Regions from separate parts of the Homo sapiens genome. Here region 2 is linked to region 1. Evidence: read pairs that join two places in POLR2A ChIA-PET (ENCODE). Cell type or tissue: Panc1. All regions are shown on one strand. Region 1 overlaps SORT1 (sortilin 1). Region 2 overlaps SARS1 (seryl-tRNA synthetase 1).

Region 1 (2,500 bases):
TATTAGGTGCTTAACCCTTCCCCAAATCTGTTATCATCTTCTTGCTGGGCTGAAATAACAGACTCAAAATATGACTTACCCCAGTGCTATCTCCAACCCAGGACAAGGATACTGAGCCTCTGAGATCATCAAACACATGCTATAAGGGGAAAAAAAATTAATTTAGAAATGACAGCCACTCTCCTTCAATCTTTGGCTTCTTTAAATATCTGAACTTTATTACTGTTCAGAGTAATTAAGTTCATAATTACAAAGTGGGTATGGATTCCCAGTACAAAATTTGGGAGGGATGGGATTTAACTACTTAATGTGAATCACAAATAACTTGGAAATTTAAATTCTCTCTAACACAAAGTAAGCCAAGCAGATGAGTTTTCTTTACTGCACCAGATGGGGAGATGGGAGATGGGACAATCTAATTGCTTTCTCCAACAGAACTAAATATAAAGGTATAGCAAAGTATTTTTAGGATGCTTTAAAACAAAAGATCATAGCCCACACTGGCAGGCGTAATTGTAACCAAATCAACATAATTTAAATTTTTCTGGGCATCCTTTACAGTATAGCTGAAAAGTTCGTAACTGGATTCCTTTTACTTCTAGTCTAGCTCACTCAAAAATGACAACGGGCAGAAGCAAGAAGCAAATGCCTTTGTTTCACCTTTTTATTTAATAACAATAGTAATAATGATAATAATAAAACAACCTTACTAGAGTTGCAGTGAGAGTAAGGAGGTAAAAAAGGGAAAGCTGGTATATTATATCCAAAATATAGTAAGCATGTTAAAATATAGTTATAATAATCATTGTAGGTGGTTTTGGGTTTTGTTTTTCAAATACTTCCTTTCTCTACTTATACAATAATATATATTCATTAAAGAAGATGTAGACAATTATAAGAACGCATAATAAAGATAAGTCACTCATAATCCTACCACATAGAGATATTCAAGGTTAATATTATATGTATTAATACAATCGTCTGTTCTCTATAATTTTTGTAACTGATAAAAAAAATAAAAATTCCAAAGAGGTAATAACTGCACTTGGCAAAAATTTCAAACCATATAGAAATTACATACTATATAGAGTCTATATAGCAAAGAGTGAAGATCCTTCTCTTTTCCAGGCCACATGCTCACCACCCAAGCCCCATTTCTTAGACAGTTTAATAGTTCAGTATATATTTCTAATAAATGTGGATGATTATGCTTTTTTCTTAAGACTTATAATCTTACTAAGATTTTAAAATCTTAAACATGCCTTGCCCTCCCAGATATGAGAAGCTCCTTGGAAGCTGGGGAATGTAACTTTATACTTCTTGGTACTCCCTGTGCCTTCCACAGGAATACTTTGCACACTCAGTAAGCATTTGTTGAAAATGATTACACATCCTCCCCAAACCACAAACTCAACCTCAAAATAGAACATGTCTATAAATGGTTGGGATGCCAGCTACTTGGTCACTCAAGCCACCAATCCCACATAGAAATCTAAAGAAACAGAACTCAAAACATGAACTGTTTTGTTTATCTTCGAATTTTCTCTTGCAGTCTTGAATGGGCTTCCGAATTCACGTATGTGATTTCCCCTCTGGACCGTAAGTACCTTTGATGTCAAAAGAATCTCTTACACAATTTTTGTAAGTTAGTACAATCAGTGCCTCACGCAGGTCTTGCTCCGTAAATAATGGTTAACTCTCAAATGCTCGGCAGAGCTTCTCACAGCCTCTGCAGGAAAGAAGGGCTATTCAGACATGCAGGCTTGCCAGGCATCTGAGAAAAAGTAGGGCTGCCAGAGCTTCTGAAACCAGAGGCTTAAAAACTGACATAGCAGTGTGTCTTATATGATATTTCACACATAGCAAAACCTCACATTCTCTTGAGTGAGGATAGTGTCTGAAATGACATCAATGAGGTCCTTCAGGAAAAACAGGAACATCCAGAGCTACCACAAGCACCAGGCAGATCACAAGGGCTAAGATCACAGTCATCTAAACACAGGTTATCTTTCCAAGGAAGGTCCTTGTCATAACTAAGAGAAAAGAAAAAGTCCATCAGTTATGGCACTGGAATTCGTGGTTGTCTTCATCAGGCTGTAAGATATCAGTCTTGAGCCAATCAGGACTGCAACTTTTACTTTTCAGGCAATGCTCTACACAGCCGACCCAGTCAATGCAGACTGGCATTACCCACATTTTCCTATTGCTCAACTACAGAATGAGGAGGATTATCACGTGTCACCGGCAACTCTCAGCTTCACTGAAACAACTGAAATGGTAATGGACCTCACTCATCATCCAAAGAGTTCCTTTGGAAATGTAGGCCAGATTTACTAGCAAAACTGTGGTTTTCTACTGCCCTTAAGCTGTCCCTCCCACCCACTCCAAATAACCAATGAAGATTTGCTTTTGAAAATGGGCAAACTCACTGAAAAACTCATCTACCTATAGCAAATGTAATTAATTTTTTAATATTTCAGTCTCTAACATTCTTATACTG
Region 2 (2,500 bases), 150 kb before region 1:
TGCCCAGCTAATTTTTAATTTTTTGTAGAGACAGAGTCTCACTTTGTTGCCCAGGCTGGTCTCGAATTCCTGGACTCAAGTGATCCTCCCACTTCGACCTCCCACACTGCTGGGATTACAGGTGTGAACCACCACGCCCAGCCCCGAAATTATATTTTCAACACATAATCAGTATTTTTAAATTACTGAAACTAGCCCGGTGCGGTGACTCACTCCTGTAATCCCAGCACTTTGGGAGGCCGAGGCAGGCAGATCACAAGGTCAGGAGATCGAGACCATCCTGGCTAACACGGTGAAACCCCATCTCTACTAAAAATACAAAAATAATTAGCCGGGCATGGTGGGGGGCGCCTGTAGTCCCAGCTACTCGGGTGGCTGAGGCAGGAGAATGGCGTGAACCCGGGAGGCAGAGCTTGCAGTGAGCTGAGATCATGCCACTGCACTCCAGCCTGGGTGACACAGAGAGACTCTGTCTCCAAAAAAAAAAAAAAAAAAAAAAAATTAGCCAGGCGTGGTGGCGGGCGCCTGTAATCCCAGCTACTTGGGAGGCCGAGGCAGGAGAATTGCTTGAACCCGGGAAGCGGAGGTTGCAGTGAGCTGAGATCGTGCCATTGCACTCCAGCCTGGGGGACAAGGTGAGACTTCATCTGAAAAAAAAAAAAAATTACTGAAACTACTGAGATATTTTACTTTTTTTTTTTTTTTTTTGGTACAAGTCCTCAAACTCCAAAGTATGTTTTACACTTAAAGCACCACTCTGTTCAGGTGCTCATTTCAAATTTCAAATGCTCATAGTCACATGGTATTAAAAGCTACTATATTGGACAGTACAGCCTTAAAGCATAAAAATCCAAATTCCTGAACACAATTTACAAAGTCCCCCATGCCTTCCTGGCCTCGCTGTCTACCACTTCCCACATAGGGCCTCCCGCTCTTTGCTCTAGCTTATTGCTACTCCTAGACTCTTTCACACTTCTGTGACTGTTGCCTCTTCCTGGAATGCTCCTTATCAGGGTGTGCCACTCCCACTTCCAACGGCCCTCTTTGGCACTCAACTACTGTTGTAGTGCCACCTCATTTATTGAGTGCTCTCCTTATATTATCTTACAAATCTCTTACAGCATTTATACTATTCCTGTATATACCCTTCAAAAACTTATTTTTATTGACATAGATACAGTAAAGTACACAAATCTTAGTGTACAGGTTGATGAGTTTTCTAAATATATACACCAATGTAACACTTAGATCAAAATATAAGACATTTAGGCCGGGCGTGGTGGCTCACACCTGTAATCCCAGCACTTTGGGAGGCCGAGGCGGGCGGATCATGAGGTCAGGAGATCGAGACCATCCTGGCTAACACGGTGAAACCCCATCTCCACTAAAAATTCAAAAAATTAGCCGGGTGTGGTGGCGGGCGCCTGTAGTCCCAGCTACTTGGGAGGCTGAGGCAGGAGAATGGCATGAACCCAGGAGGCGGAGCTTGCAGTGAGCCGAGATCACACCACTGCAGTCCAGCCTGGGCGATAGAGCAAGACTCTCCATATATATATATATATATATATATATAGTGTACATATACAGTATATATATACACTATATATTTATATACACACTATATATATATATATATATGACATTTACAGCACACCAGCAGATTGCCTTATGCCACCTCCCAGTCAGCCCCTCCTCCAAAAATAATAGTATTCTTACCTCCATCACCATAAATTCCTTTGCCTGATTTTGAACTACATATAAATGGACTTATGTAGTATATACTTTTGCATATGGCTTCTTTCTTTTTTTTTTTTGAGACAGATTCTTGCTCAGTCACCCAGGCTGGTGTGCAGTGGCGTGATCTCAGCTCACTGCAACCTCCGCCTCCCGGGCTCACACCATTCTCCTGCCTCAGCCTCCCGAGTAGCTGGGATGACAGGCACCCACCACCATGCCTGGCTAATTTTTTTTGTATTTTATTAGAGCTGGGGTTTCACCATGTTAGCCAGGATGGTCTTGATCTCCTGACCTTGTGATCCACCCGCCTTGGCCTCCCAAAATGCTGGGATTACAGGCATGAGCCACCGCGCCCGGCATGGCTTCTTTCTTTCAAGATTATGTCTGTAAGATTCATCCATGTTATTAACATGTAGCAGTAGTTGGTTCTTTTCATTGCTATATAATACTCCATTATGTAAATATGCCAATCAATTCTACTAGCATATTTACTGCATGACATTTGGATAAACTGGGTTGTTACCGGTTGAGGGCATTATGAATAAGCTTCTAGAGACTCTTTTTTAAAAAATGTTTGATTGGCAATTAACAGATTATAGTTGTATATATTTATAGGGTACAATGTAATGTTATGATTTATGAATACAATGTGGAATAATAAAAGCAGCTAATTAACATATCCATCACCTCAAATACTTATATTTTGTGATAAGAACATATGTACATTCTTATGTGTGTCTTTTGGTAGACATTAACACTCATT

Evidence for each region. Peaks named below come from ENCODE experiments on the same cell type or tissue, not always from the same donor. Only the 100,000 strongest peaks of a DNase experiment are listed, where the experiment ranks them.
Region 2: POLR2A ChIA-PET joins it to region 1 with 23 read pairs; 2 of 35 experiments call an interaction of 5 or more read pairs at or near these places.

The regions. Positions count from the first base shown.
Region 1 is chr1:109,369,451-109,371,950 of GRCh38, forward strand. SORT1 (sortilin 1) reads right to left here. Exons shown (of 20, transcript NM_002959.7): 2 at 80-139. Among named protein-coding and RNA genes, the nearest start is that of SORT1, 27 kb to the right of the region's middle. In Panc1, no CTCF peak of the experiment used is centred here; no DNase peak of the experiment used is centred here.
Region 2 is chr1:109,217,717-109,220,216 of GRCh38, forward strand. The region is part of intron 1 of SARS1 (seryl-tRNA synthetase 1); the gene reads left to right. Among named protein-coding and RNA genes, the nearest start is that of SARS1, 5.0 kb to the left of the region's middle. In Panc1, no CTCF peak of the experiment used is centred here; no DNase peak of the experiment used is centred here; H3K27ac peaks cover 253 bases.